2 separate regions of the Mus musculus genome follow, and region 2 is linked to region 1. The links are chromatin loops, found by intact Hi-C in ENCODE. Cell type or tissue: left cerebral cortex. All regions are shown on one strand. Links, peaks and the distances in the headings refer to the core of each region. The heading gives the core; the rest is flanking DNA.

The links. Peaks named below come from ENCODE experiments on the same cell type or tissue, not always from the same donor. Only the 100,000 strongest peaks of a DNase experiment are listed, where the experiment ranks them.
Region 2: a loop joins it to region 1, with 2.4 times the contacts of the local background. A loop is called at or near these places in 3 of 42 quality-filtered maps.

The regions. Positions count from the first base shown.
Region 1 is chr7:45,715,516-45,725,954 of GRCm38, reverse strand. It overlaps Sphk2 (sphingosine kinase 2), which reads left to right and starts at 7,953. Exons shown (of 7, transcript NM_203280.3): 1 at 7,953-8,254; 2 at 8,892-8,962. It overlaps Rpl18 (ribosomal protein L18), which reads right to left and starts at 7,884. Exons shown (of 6, transcript NM_009077.2): 1 at 7,816-7,884; 2 at 6,616-6,702; 3 at 6,319-6,426; 4 at 5,937-6,035; 5 at 5,468-5,661; 6 at 5,120-5,241. The coding sequence starts at 7,818. The coding sequence ends at 5,166. Fam83e (family with sequence similarity 83, member E) reads right to left here and starts at 4,735. Exons shown (of 5, transcript NM_001033170.4): 1 at 3,301-4,735; 2 at 2,347-2,514; 3 at 1,977-2,101. The coding sequence starts at 3,774. It overlaps Spaca4 (sperm acrosome associated 4), which reads left to right and starts at 139. Exons shown (of 1, transcript NM_027055.3): 1 at 139-848. The coding sequence starts at 379. The coding sequence ends at 762. In left cerebral cortex, for the core only: CTCF peaks have their summits at 3,388, 5,410 and 7,726; DNase peaks (open chromatin) are centred at 7,932 and 8,629; H3K4me3 peaks cover 2,426 bases; H3K27ac peaks cover 1,499 bases.
Region 2 is chr7:45,795,920-45,806,358 of GRCm38, reverse strand. Lmtk3 (lemur tyrosine kinase 3) reads right to left here. Exons shown (of 15, transcript NM_001290990.2): 12 at 7,766-8,160; 13 at 5,788-5,923; 14 at 5,310-5,447; 15 at 2,215-2,727. The coding sequence ends at 2,711. Among named protein-coding and RNA genes, the nearest start is that of Cyth2, 13 kb to the left of the region's middle. In left cerebral cortex, for the core only: a CTCF peak has its summit at 4,798 (motif pointing right); DNase peaks (open chromatin) are centred at 2,058 and 4,816; H3K4me3 peaks cover 938 bases; H3K27ac peaks cover 566 bases.

The DNA of each region.
Region 1 (10,439 bases), core at 933-8,932:
CAATGTGTCGGCGTTATGGGATTATCCTTCAAGCATCCTTACCTTGCCAGGTGAAGGTTCTTGGTTCCCTCAGCCTGTGGTGGACCAGGCTACCTCCCCTCCCCCACCCCCAGCTATCCAAGAACCCTGAGTGTCTGTGAGGTCACTGAGTTCCATGGCCCAAAGGCTTGTGAGCAGGGGTGCTGGCCCATCTCCAACCCGAGGACTGAAGAGCTTCTGAAAAGGACACGTTGTATCGGGAACCCGAAACACTCCAACTGCTGACCCCCAAGGCCAGGACGAGGGGCAGGAGGTGTTCCAGGAGGTCACACTCGGCCATCCAGGAGGTCAAGGAAGCCCCCGGCCTGGCTTGGGTGCTATCCACGCCGCCAGGCCACCATGGTCCTTGGCTGGCCACTGCTTCTGGTGTTGGTTCTTTGCCCAGGTGTGACAGGCATCAAGGACTGCGTCTTCTGTGAGCTGACTGACTCTGCTCGGTGCCCTGGCACACACATGCGCTGTGGGGATGACGAAGATTGCTTCACAGGCCACGGAGTAGCCCAGGGTGTGGGGCCCATCATCAACAAAGGCTGCGTGCACTCCACCAGCTGTGGCCGCGAGGAACCCATCAGCTACATGGGCCTCACATACAGTCTCACCACCACCTGCTGTTCTGGCCACCTTTGCAATAAGGGCACTGGCCTTTCCACAGGGGCTACCAGCCTGTCACTGGGTCTGCAGCTGCTCCTGGGCCTGTTGCTGCTGCTTCAATACTGGCTGTGACCCACAAGAACTGCAGGGCCTAGGGCTGTGCCCCGGGCTTCCGCCTTCATCCCTTTCCCCCATTAAATGGCCAGAGGTGCAGTCTACCTCCTGTGGCCCTGGCTTCCTCCATTCCAGGACCGTGGGAGGCGGGCTGGCAAAGCCCCTGGCTTGCCTTCATGTGGGGCATGGCCTGTGGCTCTCATGGCTCAGCTGTGCCCCATTGGTTCTAGGACGCACATCTTTCCACATTGACGCGGATGCTGCTTTATGTTGGTGTCACCTGAGAGTTCGTGACATGCGGTAAAAATCAATATCAGATGGGGTTTCAGAGGACTTTTTTTTTTTTTTTTTGTGAGCAGGAATGATTTTTGAGGCAGGGTTCCCTGTATGCCAGAATGGCCTCAAATTCTCTGCGCAGCTAAGGACGGCCTCCTCTGTGATCTTCTCTCTGTTGTGTGTCACCACATCCAGCTTTGAAGCACTTAGGTCATGTGTTGGCTACCCCGCTCTGTCCTCTGGCAACGCCAGGATGATAGTGTCACTCCAAAGCAGCATGTCTCAGGGATGGAGGCGGGGTCTCAAAGGGTGAACAGGACCCACAGTGTCAGTGCTGCGTGGGGACTTGTCAGAAACGCACGTTCCCACCACTGGCCACATGAACGCAGGCAGCTGTGGCCACAAATCTGCTGAGTGTGGTCTTCCGTACCCTTCCGGAATAGCGGTTCCTGGTCAGCACCTCTTCACCCTGGGTACTTGGCTGTGTCTGGAGGATTCTGGGATTGTCATGATGTTGAGAATGGGTAAGGGACACACCACTGATTATCTGCTGGGTGGAGGCAGGGATGAGGCTCAGTACGCAGAGTGGATGGGAACCCACAATAGCCTGATCCCTATCATCTCATTCTGACAGGCAGCACAGGAAAGGGGAGTAAGCTGCCTGAAGGCACACAGCTAGGAGCTGGCAGGGTTAGGATCTGAATCCAGCTATCTGGCACTCAGAGCCCAGCCTCAGCTTCCCAAGTTGGGATTCACAAGGCCACTCACCTGGCCAACAGCAGAGACAGCCCTAAGTGTTCTCTGTGGCAGAACACACCTCCTCTCCTGGATGAGTGTGTGGAACCATTGTAGAGATGAGTGCGGAGCCCAGAGACCCAGGATGCTCCCCCATCGCAACCCCTCCCCCATCATGTCGAGAGGGAGGGCTGAGCACAGGGTGTCATGAGGGGACACACCTGTAGGATCCCGAGATGACCCTGTCACCGTCCAGGAGCACGAACTTCTCCCGCACATGGCCGCTCACCTGCCGTCGCCTGCGGCTCTGGAAGGTGTGGCCCTGCACGGTCCGGATATCCAGGTTCTGGGAAAGGGCATATTCTGTGATGCCATCGATACTGTCCCAGCATCCCCAGGGCCACTGATACCAAATCTTAGATCTGAGGATAACTAGTTCTGGATCAAGGATCCAGGACACCCCCCTCCCCAACTCCCACCCTCCAGTGGCATGTGTTTCAGATCTCAGGGAACCCCAGTGACCTAGAGACCCGTGGAAATGTCCCCCTCTGTGGATTAGGGACATTTAGATGGCTCTGGCCTGGCTCCTACCTCAGTGGTCCACAGGTTCACCCCTAACTGCTGGGCTAGTGCCAGGAAGGCAGGCAGATGCTGGTGGTCAAGCAGTAAGTAGACAGGAATCCATCGGCGGGTAGCAGCATCCACCATGTCTCTGAGCAGGTCAGGGTCGGTGAAGACATCCATGACTACAGCCACCAGCTAGGGGAGAAAGGGGTAGACAAAGGATGGGGGACTGTGGCACTGGGGGTAGGATGCTGTAGAGACACAGGCTTCAAGTCCTGGCTTCTATGGGATGCTCAGGGTGGCAGGGAGACACCCACCCTGACTCTTCCCTGCAGGGAACCAGGCTGCCCTTCTAGGAGACCCGTTTCCAGCTGCTGAAAACTCATCTTTAACCCCACAGATTGTTGCCCACAGATTGTCCTTGAGAACGCCAAAGGTCCACAGCTCCAGGTTAGGGCTGGGTCCTGGTGACCAGGAAGCCTAGGCCACTAAGGTGTGCCTTGTAGGCAGACAGTTATGGTGGCATGACTCATCACCCAGGTCACTGCGAACAGTGAGCTTCAGCTGCATCTAGCCTGTTTCACCATGACCTCCACTCTTGGAAAGCTGCACATATTAACCCGTGCAGACCACCTGGCACTGGAGCCACGGAAATCCCAAGATTGCTACCTAAGGAATAGGGCATCGGAGGGGCAGGAGCGGGGCGGCTACAGGGCAGGGTAACTACCCCCAGGGCTTTCCTGGAGGAAGCTAGGTGTCTCTGATTTGGTGTGAAAGGGGCTGACTGACAAATGGTCACCACTTAGCTCCAGAAGTGTGGATACCAAATCTCAGGGAGTAAGAGGCCTCCAGGTCTGAAGGGCAAAAGATAAAGCCTGGGCTCCAGGACCAGAGGAGCACGTGTACAGCCTTGCAAATTCCAGGAGGGTATGGGGAAAAGCCTAGGTACCGGTCAAGGGGAGGGGAGGCGGGGACACCCACCTTTCGAGCAGCCTGGATTTCCTGGTGTACCAACTCTTTAATGGGTGGTTGGCCCTCGCCTGGTGGCTGGGTGTAGAGTTGCGCCCGGGTGATGCCCTTCCAGGCAGTGTCTTCAGGCCAGCCAAGCCGCAGCAGGGGTGCCGGCTCCTCAGATTGCCTCGGCCAGTAGGTCAGGCTGCCCACGTCCCCATCGGTGATGGCTGTTCCCGTGCCTGCTGCACCAGGCTCCTGGCTAGGTACTAGCCAGTCTTCAGCAGCCGTAGCCAGGGCCTGAGCCTCATCTGCACTCAGAAAGGGGGGCAACCTCTCCTGCTGCACACAGGCCCAGAAAGTCTCCTCGCCACTGCTCAGCAGGGCTTCGAGTGCCAGCCGCTGGCCCTCAGAGTACAAGACGGCAGGGCTGGCCTTCGTTAGGGCTGGCTCGCCAGCCCCCAACTCCTCTCCTTCCAGCGCGGCCAGCTGGGAGGCTGCCATTCAAACCACACAAGGCCTCCAGAGGCCAGGTCCTGGAGGGTCTAGATGGCTTTTGGAGATAGACCATCTGGGGTCCTGTGATATTATGCGGCCACCCAAAGCCCCCAGGGTAGGTCTGTAAACATCCACACAGCTCCCTGAAGGTGCCCGACTCAGTCCCTACAGACTCTCCATACCCTTACACCATGGATCTGATCACATGTGCCTGCTGACTACCTGCCAGTCAGCCATCTCCCATTTTGCCTCTGCCAAACCGCAGGACCACCTGTGACTTGGAGCTACGGCAGCTTTAGGTGGTTCTTGGCTGTTCCAGGCCTGTCAGGATGACCTGGCTGCCCTGACAGGTCTGGCCATCAGCCTAAGCATTTTCTGCTAAATGGCTGCTTGCCTGTCCTTGGTCACCCTACTGCTTGTGACCAATGGCTCGACTGCCTGCCACTTTGGCTTATCTATGGTATCTGACCCACTCTTTCCTCCCTTTCATTGCATGGAGATTAATCTCAGTAGGACAGCAGGAGAGGCAGTTTCTGAGTCTGAGTAAACTTTCTTGCCCACCACCCCAGCTCCCACAGGCTAATCTCTCTCCCAGTTCTGCCTGTCATAGGGTCAGAAAGAACCTATCCCCTGCCCCCTCCCCCAACTCCTCCCCAGACACTTGCCAGTCTCCTTCAGTGAGGATCTTCAAGGTATTGAAGTCTGAAGTCTACCTTGGCTGTGAGCCTCAAAACCAGTCCGAGATGTTAGCAGCCATGAGTACTGTCCTCCGATCGATTGAGAACCTAGCCTGGGTTTCTTGCCAACCTTAGTCTCCAAGCTGTACTCTACTTCCTGGACAGGAACTATGGACCTGTGAAGCTGAATTAGGTTCCAGCCAACTGGCACCACGCGATCCAGAAGGCCAGGCCCCCCACCTACAGACCCCAGGCTTCGGCCCGGTCTGAGGGCCAGCTCAGGAGCTTCCGACTTCCTCCTGAGCAGCTCTCCACCCAACGGGGAGCAATTGTCAGGACACAGCCCCTTGTGCAAACAGAGGGGGAGGGACTACTAGGCATCTTGCTCAGAGACTGGCCCAGGCAGGGCCTCACCTGTTCCCACGCCTTGCCCCACATCCCCCAACACCAAGGTCTTGGGAAAAGCTAATCCTAGGAGGAAACAGGTGAACACAACACCCAGCAGGCGGGGCTCGGGCACAGGCAGGGGCTGCCCAGGTGCAGGGCAGGTCCCAGAGCAGGCCCCACCCCCTTCCCCAAAAATGGGTCTGTGCTGACTTCCAATCAAATGCTGTCACCACTAGTGGCCCTCATCCCACCCTGCCCCTTTCCAACTTCATGAATGAACACAGAGGACCATCATCATCCAATGTTTTTTTTATTAACAGTTAAGATCCAGGGTTAGTTTTTGTAGCCTCTGCTGGCCCTTCGGCCTCTGGCGCGCTCAAACTTCCGGCCCTTGGAACGGACATAGGGTCTGTGGGGAAAGGAGGGAGGTTAGAGAAGTCCAGCTCATTGGCACTAGGACCTGTTCCTGTCATACTGGAAACCTTCTGAGAGCCTTCGCAATAACCACTCACCCCTCAGAAGTGGCAGAGGCCCTGGCTAGCCCAGATTTGTGACCACCCCCCACCCAAGTGAACTTGACATCCTAGTGGCCACTATGGGTAACAACTACCTGAAGCCAAAGCTCTGATACTCACTTGGTATGGCTGTGTGGGGTTCCTGGGGCCTTGCCAAAATGTCGGTACACCTCTCGGCCCTTCCGAGGACCAGACAGGAGCACAGTGCCCCGGCCCTTGGGAGACTCCAGGGCCAGCTGGTCAAAGGTGAGGATCTTACCCCCAGCCTTGAGGATGCGACTCCGGGCCCGGCTGCTCACCCGCAGTGCACACACCTGAGAAGGCACACACCAGAGGCTGTGGGGACTGTCACGGCCCACCCCCGGTAGCAGACCCTGATAAACAACTGCCACTAAAGTCTCCCCAGTGGATGGCAAGCATCCTCAATGCTTTCAGGGCAAACAGACTCCAAAGCATCATTCTGCAGTGGTGAGGGGACACAACGAAGAGCAGCTTTGATTACAGCTCCCATGGCAGGGTGCCACTGGCACATAGCAAAGCCCCCTAATTGACTGGAGACATGTCCCTTTGGCCCATGCTGGTCACTTACCTTCAGCTTGGGAACTTCCAGAATCCGCACATCATCTGTGACCGTCCCCACAACCACGGCAGTCTTGTTCTCGCGGCCAGGAAGCTTCATCTTTCGGATCTGATGGGGGCAAGCATGTTAAGTCTTTCTGTGCCAAGCTGTCACCGGGAAGACCAAACAGCCAAGACCTCCACTGGCTGAGGCCGACCTCCCCCCAGTGACAGGGCCCCAAGAGCTTGCCAGCTATGACTGATTGTTGAAATCTTTCTTTCCAACCCCAGAAGTGACCCAGGTCAGAGAAATCCCCAGGTAGAAAAAGACCAAAGCACAGAGGCCCGCATCCTCTGCTGGCCTTACCCCACCGCCCCCAAACATGTGAAGCGCCCTCTGGCTGACTACTAACCATGCGGGACAGGGACAGAGGTGGCCGGTTGGTTCGGCTCATGAACAACCTCTTCAGCACAACCTGATTGAAGGTGGAGTTGGTCCGTCTGGCCAGAAACCTGTACAGCTGCAAGGGAAAGGAAAAGATTGAGCATGGGACTGCCTGCGCCACCCCCAAGCCAGGACCCTTCCACAGCTCTCCCATCCCGCTCAACTCCTGGTGATGTGGGGGGTTGGGGCACTGTGTCCAGGCTCCCCCCTCTCCCCACCCCACTCACTTTGGGAGCTGTAAGATGGCGTAGCACCCCGGGCTTACCTTGACAAGCAGCCGCAGGTAGATGTCCTGGCTCTTGGGCTCCTTGCGCCGAACCTTTCGGTCCTTGTTGTGGCGAATGTCAACACCCTGAGGGAGGTGAACCACCATAGAGCCAATTGTCAGAACCACTGCCCTATATCTTTGATGATATCTATACCTGTTCGTACCTGTAACTTTTAGGCTACTTAGTCGACAATTCAAACCTCAAAGGATTCAAACTAGAGGAAGAAGACATGTCCCACCCCTGACAAGTTCACTTAACACACACAAGTGATGTTTTTGTCTCGGCTTGGGACCATTCCTCCCAGAGTCCAGAAACTCATTGAAACACTGTCTCGGTGTAAAAACTGAGCTGCACAAGACAAGCGGCTGCTGGCTCAGAGTCCCTTAGAGCTCAGCTCTTGCTTAGCATGTGAAGGCCCTGGTTCTGGGCCCAGTATGGATGAGAGTTCAGATCCCTGTAAAGATGTTAGCTTTTATTTATGTTCTCAAAACTAGCTCCCAATCTGAAAAACAGTCAAAAAGAAGCCAACAGTACATTCTAGACGTGGAGACGTGTTTGTGACAAAGCCTTACACTACGTCCTTCAAATCAACCCTAGAAAGACCAAGTGCTCGGGTTAATTTTATCCCCCACTCGTTTTCCAAGCTGTTAGCATCCTGAAGTAGTTACTGATACTAACAGCGGTTTCATTGCACCTTCAAGGCTCTTCATAAACGTCTTCCCAACATACAAGGCAGGGACAGGATTACTACACACCAAACACACTAGGAGCAGTGTTCCGGGAAGGACTGACGTACGCTTGTCCCCAAACCCGGCAACGTGTAGTGGCTCCGCTCATCGTAGCACTCAACTTCCCAATGGCAAGTTAAGAAACAGGGACACTGGGAGCAGCGGTCCCGCTTGGAAACGCAGCACTCGAAAGATTGGTGCGAGGGAGCGGCCGTGGGCTCGAGGCCGGACTGGACTCACTGGGAGCTGCAATCAGCCTGGCTCATGGAGCCAAACTTTGTAAGGAAGACGACGAGCCTCGGGAGGCTCCCGGGACCGGCCACCGGCTCCGGCAAGTTCTGATCGAAGGCCCTAGCCTGTCCCGCAGTTCCCCTTGGCACCGCCTGCACCCCTCCGTCGCGCTACGAGCGGGACTTGCTGAGGATGGCAGCGGATGGGCCACTCGGGGAGACCGCTCAGCGAGCTTACCATGATGGCGCCTCCTGCTCGGCCAGGTCCGGAAAGACGGAACCGCGCCGGAGTGGGCGGGGAAAGAGCGGCCTGCGAGACGCACTCGTGACGCAATGCGGGACACTCTATCCGGAACTGGCGTCTCTGTGGTGCACGGGTGACGTCACATGAGCGCGACGCGGAGCTCTACCACAATTTGGGTTTCTCGATGGTATGTGGGAGGACCGAGTAAACCGAGGCTTCCAGAACCAAAGAGAAGTCAGCCTGAGGAAAGGGCTGGGACCCGGAGCCTCTCTGGCCTTTCCCCGTCCCTGCTCTAACACTCTCCAGGGGTAAAGGGACCGGAGAATCAGAGACATGATCGGAGCTTGCTGGACGAGTCGCGTGGTGACTCTCTGGCCGCACGCCGACCGCTTCTCGGTGGCTCGCGGAGGACCCGGTGGGCTGTGTGTCGGAGGTGAGGCTTATCCCGCCCTGAAGAAAAAGCTCATCTCACACTTCCTTAAATTCTCGGCTGCCTTTTCCTTATGCTCAACTTACTAAACAGAACTGAAGTTCAGGAAATCCTACTAGATCTCTCACCCGAGACTTTCTTGCTGCTATTCAACCCATAATACCTTATTATTATTATTATTTAATATTTTGTGTTGAGCTTTTCCCCCTGCCCTTAAAGATGACCTCTTCTCGGATCTCTCCTTTGTTTTCGTCCTTAGGGACAGCCCTTTTTTTTTTCCCCCTTCCTAAACCAGACTGGTTGAACTGGCCCAACATTTTCGATGTACATATTGATGTGCAGAGAAGGCACGCAGAACTCCCGGTTTGGAAAGCGGGTAGATAACAAGCTCCAGAGAGACTGAAATAGAGACCATGACGGTGGTTGGAGGTGTGGAGGCCCGAGGGTGAGAAGGAAAAATGGTGAGGGAACCCCGGGCAGAAGGAGAGACAAAGATACAAAACTGAACAGTTGGCACCTCACCATTTAGTAAGCTAGTTCTAGTGCCAGCTCTGTCCCCCACTCACCCCCCCCCCCGCCCCTTAAGTCAAGGTTTCACAAAGTTGCCCCAGCTGGCTTTGACTCACTCTTCCTGCTTCAGCCTCCGAAGTAGCTGGGATCACCGTCTTTCAACACTTGGCCTGGCTCTGCCATTTAAAGTTGTGATCTTGGGTAAGTGATTTTCTGTTTTGCTTTTTTTTCCTTGTTTGGAAAAAGAGAGTGATGAAAAAGACTCCCTTTTAGGGTGTCTTCCCTGAAAGTGTCTTCACTCTTTTGGTATGGAGTACCTGAACTTGGGTAGTACAAGACAGGCCAGCTGGATGAGAGAAGCAGGCTCTGGGATACTGAGCCTGCAATGTGCCCTCCTCTTCAGAACCCCAACCTGGCCCTGCACAGGGAGTTAGCAAGACTCTTTACGAAAACCGCCTATACATACATGGCCTCCAGTTTGGGGCTCAAGCCCTGCTGTGACAGCAGAGGCCTGGGTGCCCACTGGACACCTAAATCCAAGGGGCAATGGAACCAGGTAAGGCTCTAGCTACAGAATAGGTTCTCAACCTGTGGGTCTGGGCCCTTTCACAGGGTCGTATATCAGCTATCCTGTATACCACATATTTACAGTTTGTAACAGTAGCAAAATTACAGTTATAGCAATGAAATGTTTGGGGATCACCACAACATAAGGAACTATATTAAAGGGTCCCAGCATCGTGAATGTTGAGAAGCACTGGTCTGAAGTCTGTGGTTGTCATACCAGGGGTGATAATGTCTGTCAGGGCCCTTCTGCCGCTGGCCCCAGACTTCCCCTGGGGGCAGGGTGAGCAGTCCTTTTCTCTCAGCTGGGCTTCTGAGGGCTCCGCAGGGCGAGGTCACTCAGTTTGGGTGAGTTAGCGTTTCCCCTTTCCTGTTCCCGTTTCAGCCTCTTTGGTCAGGGTTTTCGCGGCGCTCTGGCTGTATCCCGGGTTCTGCATCTCCCTGAGCTCCACCTCTTGGCATGTTATCTGGGGCGAATGCTGCTGTGGATGCGATGCAAGGGGTATTTGGCAATAAGCAGACTCCCTCCTCCTCTTATTTTTTGCCTAAGAAGTTTTGTCCCTGCCTTAACAGAGTGTAGGTTAGTGTGAGCACGCTTTGTCCAGCGTGTGAGAGGTACATTTAGACCAGCGTGTGAGAGGTACATTTAGACACCAGTGTTTGTGCGCACACACCCATACACCCGATTGTGTCTCCTGCCGCCCTTTCCTTGCCTGTCTCTGTCCACCTCTTTTTTTCCTGGCCCTCAGTTCCTTCCCAGCTCTGGGTTTCCAATGCTTTCCCTTACCTATGCTGCTTTCTGGGGCTGTCTTGTCACATGGTGGTTTCCTGGGATGTTAATCTCATTCTTCCTCCAGGAAGGCTGTCGTCCAAATCAGTTTGTAAGTCCATGAGCCTCCCGAGCCTGGTTCATTCCAGAATGGTCTCCACCTGTGTCGATCATTTTCTGGGGTTTGTTTGACACAAGGTGTCACGCGACTGGCTCTAAGAGCAGAGGCAGCTCTAGCACTTCCTGATGCTTGTGCCTCAGCCTCCCTAGTTTTTAAGATTACAGGACACCATCACACTCATCTCAGTTTCTATCTCTGTTACCAACGTTGGAGAGTTGGTTGAG
Region 2 (10,439 bases), core at 1,084-9,083, 80 kb before region 1:
GCTTCTCACCCCAGGATCATTGCCTGACAACTGGTGACTACCATCAGCCCAGGTAAGATGGTGACTGGTGTGGCTAAGGGAGGCAAGAACAGGTTACGCAGGCCTGCCTATGAGAAGCCAAGGTGAGGCAGTGTGTCTAAGTGAAGTGGTTGTGGTGATCTGAGAGTGAGTAGCGGCGAAGGTGGGAAGGGAGGGGGAGGTCTGCAGTCCTGGGGGACCCAGTGACTAAAGGAGGAGGGAGTGGAGGAGCCACCACTGGGGGCCCAGGGCTGTGATGATCAGCACACTTGATTGCGGATCTCAAGGGAACGTTGGCCACACTAGGCTGCAGGTGCTTGTGTCACTGCAAATTGCTTTAAGCTGACCTTCAAGCCAAGTGTCAGGGGAGGGGGACTCATTTCAATCCATGTGCTAGGTGAGGAAGAATTAAGGTGTTCAAAGCCAGATTGAGATATGTGAAACCATGCCCTTCCCGGTACCCACCAACATACCCACACACATAAAAAGTTCCCAAAGTGGGTGTTTGGACAGAAGGCCACAGAGGGTGCCATGTGGGGATGAATGCAGAGTGGGGCAAAGCACAGACAAGCCAACGGAGTGCCAACGGTTACCTGAAGCCAGGCTTGCAAAACACGGAAGAGATTTTTCCAAATACTGATGTCGGTGGTCTTGGTCTTGTAGCCTCCACAATTGTGAAGCAGTAAGTTTCTGTGGTTGAAGATAACTGAATATGAGTTTGTGGGGTGAGGGCTGGTACGATAGTATACCCTCCTTCAGACCAGGGGTCCTGATCCCAGGTTCCTCCCTCAGATGCAGCAGTTCTGGCCCCAGCCCTCCTCCCTGGGGATTAGACCTTTAACTTTGCTCCCTGCAACTGGGTAGGACATTAGCATCTCAGACTTTGGATTGGCCTGGCTCTCACCCTCTTCACTCAGACTGAGGCATGAATGTCCTGTCCCTCCCTCATAATCCACCAGTTCAGGCCACAGCCTTCTCTCCTCAGACCTAAAAATCCTGGCCCTTGCTAGGTGTGGTGATGCCTTTAATCCCAGCATTCAGGAGGCAAAGGCAGGCTAATCAGTCTCTGTGAATTAGAGGCCAGCCTGGTCTACACAGTGGTTACAGGACAGCCAGGGCCACAGACAGATCTTGTCTCAAACACACAGATACACAGAGTGAGACAGGTAGACAGCACAGGTCCTAGCCCACCTCTCTTGACTTGGCATTAGGTCTCTAACTCTCATTCTTTGAACTAGGATGCCAAGATCCAGCCCACTCTACTACCATGATTCCCTCCCCAACCTGGGCAGACCTGCCTCTCAATCATGTCGCCGCTTGCCAGGCAGCAATCCAATCCTATGATGGGGAAGGAAAACCCTACTGTAGGGGTTTCCTGTGACACCTTCCACCCTGTGTCCTGTCACCCCTATATACCATCCTGCTTAAACCCACCCCTTGCTTTGGCTCTCTTCCACAATGTAAATTCACTCCCTTCATGTAAATTCTGATCCCCAAGTGTAGAGGATGAGGGACCCAAGTCCAGAGACACCAACAGCCTAGCCACTGAGAAGCTAAGGACCAGGCAGCCACGGGAGGGAGGGAGGGGACAGGGACAAGACCCAAATATAACTAAGGCAGAGAGAAGCACGGGGAGATGCATGGGAGAACACAGACACAGGAAGAAACCAGAGCAGCAGTCCTAGGTCACTGCGAGGAAGACTGGACAAAGACAAGCAGTCGGGCAGATGAAGAACAACTGGCAAGGGCCAGGGCTGGGGGTGAGGGTGTGCATGCATGATCATATAGACAGTATTTGTGTGCCGGCCCAGAAGCTGGGCAGTAACAGAGAAATGAGTGGATGGAGCCGGCCAGTGCGGGCAGGCAGGCCAGGCAGTGGCTGGCAGGTGACTCCGCCGAGTTTCAGCAGATCAGTTCTGAGTCTCTTCCCACCACCTGGTCTGGCCCTGTGATAGCTTTCAGACCCTGCAGGAACATGATTACCAAAACTGCCTGGTCCCAAGCCATCATCACTGACTCCTCATGGAACAGAGAAGGGTAAGTCAGGGCTGCCACCAATGCGCTGGAAGGGAGGCCAGCAAGCTCCACTGTTGCGTGGGCGCCTTGCCTCAGGGCCATAAGGAAAGGACAGGGACTTTCATGCAGTGTCTACTCCTGGCACCTCCCTCCCACCTCCCCAAATACACACAGGCCCCATTTTCCTCCAAAAGTTGTTTTTGTCTTTTTTTTTTAAATAATGTGAAAATGTCACGCGAAGGTTTGAATCAGAGGCCCCCTCCAGGGGCCAGGCTTGGGGGAAGGGGAGACGCAAGATGGGGGGGGGGGGCCAGGTTCCTGAAGCCAGTGGCCCTCATGGGGCCAGGAGAGACCTCTGCTGTGCCAGGGGGCTCTGGGCCCAAAAGAGTTCGGTTCAGTTCAGTTCCAAGACGTGTGGCTGTCCAGCGATGGGGCTTCCTGCCTCATGTGGCTCCAAGGGGGTCGGGGGGGTCAGGGGGATCAGGGGACTCATCTGGGGGGCTGGGTGGAGGGCCTGGGCCTCCTGTTTGGCACATGGTGGAGGAGAGGGAGGGCCCAGCCTCAGGCACCTCCCCAGAGGCTGTGTCAGTGTCAGGGGCAATGGCTCCATCGTCCACACAAGATTCTGCTCGCAAGCCCTCTTCTTGGGATGCAAAGGGGCTGGGTCTTTGGGGAGTCAGTTCTCCACGGGGCCTGAGAACAGAGAGTAGAGAAAGGATGGGAATCAGGGGAGACAGAGTCAGGGGAGACAGGCTTATGGTTTCCAACTCAAGGCAAAGGCCCAGGAAGCGGCACCATCCTATCCTCTCTGTCCTCATCCAGCCCTCTGCTCCAGGCACACTGCCCTCAAATGTTCCAGATACCGTTCTACTTCAGGGGCTTTTTGCATCTGCTGTTCCTAGTGTCTAAAATGCTCTTCCTAAGTGGTTCAGGCCCCCTCTTTTGAGGCCTTCCACAACCATTCTGGGTCCCCTGTCACCCTCAGACATCCTGGGTTATCACTTGCTTCCTCTCTTTTTTTCTCAGGTGTTCCTCTCGGGTACTGAGTATTTATTAAGTATAAGTTATTGTGGAAGAGCCCGGCGACTGCTCGCACCTTTATTGCATAGGCGGAATATGGGGCCTGTACCTAGGCCTGTGTCACACAGTGTCTTCACCAACAAATTGAGTGTGTGTGAGTGTGTGTCCCAGCAGCCACACATCACAGCCTGATTCATCCTCTGGACCTAGAGCACCAAGGCCCGTGGGGTGAGGGGTCCACCCTCCCCTGTTTACATTTCTGTGCTGACAGCCCAGGTCTGGCTACACAGAGGCACCAGAGCCCACTGCCCTTCTTGAGTGGAAAATGAGGTCCACTCCTTTTCAAAGTACACAGGATGAGTTCCTCACTCAGGACCTGGTGTCAAATAGAGGGTATGAGAGTGCCAAGGGGGCACTCACTGTGGTCTGGGGAGACAAACGTGTGTAAGTTTCCCCACCCATGCCCAGCGGGAGTATCTGTGTGAGTAGGCAAGGATTTGGGACTTCATACCACTGGGCCCTCCGTCTCCACTCCTGGTGACTAAGCGTGAGGTCACCTTGCTAGCAGCCTTGATCCTGACTCACTATCTAGCTGATGTCCCCACACCCTAGACCCACCCTGCCCTGTGCTCACAGGGGTCCTGAGATGGAGGTGTCAGGAAGTAACATTTGAGGTTAGATGGGGATGTAGTCCCAATCCTGTCTCTACCGCCCCTCCTCTGCCCCTGCCTTGCCCCTCCTCTCTTCTTGCGCTTAGTTCACAAACCTCTCCGGCTTAGCCTCTCCTCAAGCACCCAGCCTCTATTTGCTTCCATTCCCAGGCCCCAGGCCCTTCCCTGCTTACTGGCCTTCATGGTTCCCTAGGACCCTGTAGGCAAAGCTCTCCTAAATTTGTTATTATTTATTTACTAATTATTACTATTAGTAAATAGTATAGTATTGTATATTTTGGTTTTTCAAGACAGAGTTTCTCTGTGTAGCCCTGGCTGTACTGGAACTTGCTCTGTAGACCAGGCTGGCCTTGAACTCACAGATCTACCTGCCTCTGCCTCCCAAGTGGTGTTCACAATGCCCGGCCCCCAAGTCCTTTATAACTTGACCCATTTACTTAGCCGCGGCCCAACTCTGAACCCTGAGGAGCACCAGGCCTGTCTTCTGTTCTTGAACTAGCTAAACTCTTCTGCCTCCAGCCGTTGTGCAAGCTGTTCACACACCATCACAGGAGCTCCAGGCTGCATGATCGTGTGTGCGAGTGTGTGTGAGAGTGTGTGTGAGTGAGTTGAGTGTGAGCGTGTGTGTGTGTGAGTGTGTGTATGTGCGTGTGTGTGTGGTGTGTGTGTGTGTGACTGTGTGTGTGCGAGTGTGTGAGTGTATGACTGCGTGTGCGTGAGTGTGTGTGTGCGTGTGTGTGAGTGTGAGTGTGTGTGCGTGTGTGTGAGTGTGTGCGTGTGTGTGTGTGTGTGACTCTGTGTGTGTGTGTGTGTGTGTGTGTGTGTGTGTGTGTAGGGGGGATTATGCCACTTATACCCTCATAACACTCAGGATCAGGATCCATTCTCATTCCCATTCTACAGATGAGGATGCTAAGGCAGAAAGGGACACTGACTGGCCAACGTCACACAACTGAAAAAAGGCAGGGTTAATCCTGAAACTCAGAGGATCTGGGGAACTAACAGCTCCTTCCCCACATCCTGGGCGTTCAGCATGGTGGCCAGCAGGGGGCAGGAGAGAACTGATTTTCCATCTGCACAAGGACCCAATAGACGCGTACCACGAGAGGGCAGCACCCAGGGCCAGCAGCCGGGCCGGAATTATGGCTCTATGCTCCTTTCTAAGTGCCTCAGTTCTTTCCGTAAAAACCGTGGGACTAAAATCCACTGCAAGGATCGCAGTGAAATTGAGCGAGTAGCAATGTGTCAGGTCACTGTGAGCTCGCTGCTGTGATTCCTGTTCTCTGGGTGTCTGCCATATCCCCTGGCTTTAAGTGCCCTTGGAGAGGATATGGAGATCCACCAAGGTATCCGAGCTCAGAAATGGGAAAGATGGACAAGGGAGTGTGTACTTAAGGATCCTTGAAGAAGCAACTGAGGGTCAGAGACCGGTGTAACTGTCCAAGGCTGTGAATGGGAACCAACTGGTCTTAGCTGAGAGATGTCAATGTGACTGAGTGGGTGAATGGAAGAGAGAGAGAGAAGCGAGGTAAGGGAGGGCAGGTTGGGGAGGGGTGGGATAGGGTCCTGCTGGAAGCACTGTACCTGCGGGCCGGGCGTCGGGAGCCCGGGCGGGAGGCCCCGGGGTCTCCAGTGCAGGTGAGACGGAGAAGCGGGAGAAGCACAGGGGGGGGCCTGGCGGGGGGAGGAGGGGGAAATCCTCCGCCCACTCGAAACTGCCGCCTAGGGAGAAAGTGAACTAGACTTATACACCAGCTTAGCAGACCAGCACAAGGCCGCCTTTAGCCCTACCCTCCAGCAAGGCTCCATCCCTCCTCCCACTTCAGATACCTTTCCGCCCCCACCCGCCTCAACCAGCCCTTGCCTTCCTGAGCTCCGCCCAGGCCCCTCGGTACAGCTCCAGCCTACAAAGAGTGGATGGGTTCCTAGATTCAATCCTTCTCTTCCAGGTCACCCTTAGCCCTGCCCTTCCCACATGACACGCCCATTGCATAATAAGGCCACTCCCTCCACTCCCAAGCCCCGCCCTCCCGCAGCCCAAATCTTGGGTTCCGCCCCTCACCAAAGCCGCTGTCGCTGTTGGGAAACCCATCTCCTGGGGTGGTGGGGTGGGGAGGCGTCGGGGGCGCTGGGGGAGTTGATGGCTCCGTGTCCCCCTCGGGGGTGCCCTGGACGCTCAACTCGTTGGTTGGAGTCTCCTGTGAAAACAAGAGAAAAAGAATAGGAAACGTATTGTCACACCCAACCACGGCATCTCAATAATTAAATAAAACCCAACGATATTGCTGGGGCTTTCAGTACCCCATTTTGTAATTGCTGATGTATTGTATGGAGAAGTTAATGGAACTTTCATCTGCCTTCAAAAGTTCCTACAAGCTCTAATCTCACCCTGGTCTTTGTTCCTTACCTAACTATAAAGCCCCACCCAGCTCAGGAATTCCTAAATTCAGCGAGCAAGACGCTGTTCTAAACCCCGCAGCACCACCTCCAAGATCTTGGCGGCAGAGATCCAAACCTATGTCTTGGAGCTAACAGCCTGGTCCTGTAGCCTCCCAACCTCTAACTCCAGCCACGCACCAAGGGACAATTATCCCAGTCCCACTCAAACTCTCAAAGTCCCACCTTGAGTCTGGCAAGGTGGGGACCCCCTTAATTCCAGCGCTCAGGAGACAGGGTCAGGTGGGTCTCTTAAGTTTGAGACCAGCCTGGTGTACAAAGTGAGTTCCAGGACAGTTAGGGTTATACAGAGAAACCAAGATGCACATGGGTCTCCGAGTTCTAGGCCACCCTTCTCTACAAAGTTCCAGGACAGCCAGAGCTATACAAAGAAATCCTGTCTCAAACAAACAAACAAAATTGAAAAGTCCCATTTGGGCCAGGCAGTGGTAGCGCACGCCTTTAATCCCAGCATTTGGGAGGCAGAGGCAGGCGGATTTCTGAGTTCGAGGCCAGCCTGGTCTACAAAGTGAGTTCCAGGATAGCCAGGGCTATACAGAGAAACCCTGTCTCAAAAAAAAAAAAAAAAAAAAAGTCCCATCCCATTTTGGAATCCTTTGGTCTCATGACTCTGAACACTGCACCTGACCCTGTTTTCAACTATCTCACAACCTGGCCTCAAACAGTCTCACCCCAGGTTTACATAGCAAGGCTCAGGCAATAAACCTCTTTTTTTTTTTTTAAATATGGGGATTTCAGGTCCAGATGACTTTGGTAAGTTGATTATTTGTCTGTTTGAGACAGAGTTTCGGTATGTAGCTCTAGCTGCCCTGAACTATTCAGATTACATTAATTATAGATTGTCTCGACTCTGCCTCCTGAGAGCAAAGATTACTGATCTAGGCGACCAAGCCAAACTCACTCCATATTAAAGCTCCACGTGATGAGATCCGCCCCACTTAAAGCCCAGCCCCGGGAGGCTGGAGATGCTTAGAGGCTAAGGTGTAGGCCTTTTCCTGCCTACCAGAGTTTGCTGCCCAGCACCCACATCAAACACCTCCCTCCACCCACTGACAGGGCCACGCAAAGCTTTTGAAGCTTATTGGGGACACCCCCACTCAAGAATATACATAGGCACATATTAGAGTCAACTCCACAAGATTGTTGTCGATAAAACCAGGCCCCAAAGCACTAGGTTTCGCCCTCAGCAGACCCAGGCTCTGCAACCATTCTCTTGAGTAGTCTCTAATTTTATTCCTAGCCTGTCTAGGCTTCTTCTACCTGACAGCCTTCTAAACCCACCAACACTCCTCGGGTCTCTCCTTGATTTCCCGGCCCTTTCGTAGCAAAAGCCCCTATCCCATTCCTGGTTCTACTCCTGCTATGCCCGTTCACCCCGTCCAGTGCCCCCCACCCCCACCCCGGCCGCTGCCCCAGGCCCCGCCCACTTGCCGCCACTTCCTTCCAGGCTCCACCCACTGAGCCGGCTACCCAGGGCACTAGAACACGTAAATCCCTCTGGGCCCGCCCCCTTCACCTGGACCACCCGGAGGTCCATCTCCCTGCAGTCCGGGTGCTACGTGCACTAAGTGTAGCCCCCTCACCTGGTCGAAGAGGTAGACGGTCACGTCCCCGTGGAAGGAGACCATCTTGCGCTTCCTCTCCAGCTCGCTGTCCTCTGGCTCGTCGGCCGCGCGTGGAGACTTGAGCAGCCCCCGCAGCGGGCGGACCGTGTCCCCGTCGGCGCTGCTCACCACGACGGGCACTGGGGCTTCCCGCGTCCTCCCGGGATCCCGAGAGCCCGCTGCCTCCTCGTCCTCCTCGTCCTCGTCCTCGTCCTCCCCGTCCTCCTCCGCTGGCCCCGGCGCCCCCGCCCCGCCGGCCTCCCCGCCAGCTGCCCCTGCGTCCGCGCCCTCCCAAGGTGGCCGCCGCGGGCCCGGGCCCGGGAACGGCGTGAGCGTGAGCGGTGGGAGCGCCAGCGAGAGCCGGGAGAGTTTGGCTGCAAGGGGAGAAGACAGGTGAGCTCCAGCCCCGCACACAGCCTGACACAGAGTCAGGCTCTGCCCACAGCTGTATGCTGGGGGGCTCCTGAGGCCTTTCTGTGCGCACAGTGGGAGAGACCCCTCCCCACTGCAATGCATGCTCTCAGCACCCAGAGCAACAAGCTTCTTCCACAGCACCGCGCCCCGCTGTTCTCTCCATTCTGAGCCCGCCGCATTCAGGACTCTCTATTTTTGCCCCCTAACTCAACATTTATATATGCCATTCCCTCTGCCTGGAACCGAGTCCTTCACGTTCTCCAGCTCGGGGGGTGGGGGGAGCCCCAAATCTGAGCCACCTCTAAGAGCCAGTCACACACGCTCTGGCCACACCCCTCCTGCCAAGGGCAGCAGCAGTTCAGCCCTGGTCAGTGTGCCTGGCCTCGGAACACAACCGGCCCTCACGCAGCTTTAGGTCTGTGCTCACAATCCCTGGGGCTAATGAACCAGTGTCCCCTGCAGAAGGGGCGTTTCCTAGCCACTTTCTCTGTCCCCAAGGCCACTTTCCTTCCAGTCCCACCCCACTGTTTCACTGTGTCCCTCAACAAGCACAACCACCTCTCTGGGCCACTGTTCCTCCCGGGCAAATGAAAAGGGCCACTCCTTCCTTCATCGGGTAAGTAAACCACTGCAGGCACTATGGAAGGTGGCAGACAGTAGGGGACAGAGAAGGATGGTGTAGGTGAGATGCACCATCTAGTGCCCACCTCCACCCTCCCCTGCCATCCACTAGCTCCTCGTTCTGTCCCTCACTGCTGCTCAGGAGGTGGTGGGATTAGGAGCACAGCAGGCTCCCTGCTGTCAAGACAGAGGATTCTCACAGTAGGATGCAAAGATAGTCTCTAGTACCGGGAAGGCTTCCTGGGGAGGGAAGGTTTGGGTGGGATTTTAACAGATGAATGGCAGCTCCCTGGGTGGGAAACCTAAGCCATCTCTAGCCTCTTTTCAGCCAGTAGCCCTAAGCCAACCCAGACTCTCTGAAGCATTTGAGTTCTCCCAGGGGTGTCACGTGACCCCCGTATCTTCCTACACACCTGGGTGGGGTGCCACTGCAGAAGAGATATGGGGCAGTATACTCCACAGTGTTTGAGGTACTCAGGAGGACACCACCTCACCGTGGGACTCACCTTTCTGCTCTCAGCGGCTCCTCACTCTGTGCTACCCTAATACTTGCCTACTAGAGGGGGTCAGGGCAACGCCCCTTGGGGTCCAGCCATGGACAACCCATGGCTTGACACATTGGAGAGACCTCTTAGTTTATTGCCTCCTTTAAATTTTTTTCAATTAAAATTTTGTTATTTATTTATGTATTTGGGGGTGGGGGGGGTGGGGGAAGGACAGTTTCTCTGTATAGCCCTGGATGTCCTGAAACTCAAGAGATCAGCCTGCTTCTGCCTCCAGATGCTGGGATCAAAGGTGTGCGTTACCACGCCCAGCCTTTTAATTAAAAACTTTAAATTTTGTTCACTTATGACTGTGTGTATGTATTTATGTATGTGTATAGGCACACATGTACCACAGTATGTATGTAGTGGTCAGGTAACAACTTATGGGACTCAGTTCTTTTCCTCCTCCAGGTAGGCCCTGGGTATTAAACTCAGAAGGCATCAGGTGACAAGAGACTTTACCAGCTGAGCCATCTTGCCTGCCTTCAAAAATGCATGTGTGCGTGCGTGCGTGTGTGTGTGTGTGTGTGTGTGTGTATGTGTGTGTGTGTGTGTGTCTGTGTGTGTGTGTGAGTGTGTGTGCAGAGGGCAGAGGACAACCTCACATATCCTCCACACCATCCACCTCTTTTGAGAATGGGTCACTCACGCTTGGTCTTGAGTAGCTGGGCAGTGGGTTTCAGGGACCCTCATGTCTCCCCGCCCAGGCACTGGGGTTACAAGCTCATCACCACTCCTGGCTCTATGGCTTTAGTTAGGATTGAGTCCTCACATTTGCTTTACCTATTGACCCGTCTCCCCAGCCCTTCTGTTGTCTGAGACTGGGTCTTACTACTGTATCTTATCGTTGTTGGCCTGGAACTTGATATGTAGCCCAGGCTGAACTTCTAAGTCATGGCTACCTTTTTGCTTCACTCTCCCAAGGACTGTCTTAGAGACCATGTGGCACACTTATGGTTACTCTCAGCTTCTTAGAGCCCTCACATGGCCCTGATCGGCAGCACCAGACCTCTCTGAGATGGCTACAACCATCCAAACATCCAGAACACGATTCAAAAACAAAACCAGCCAAT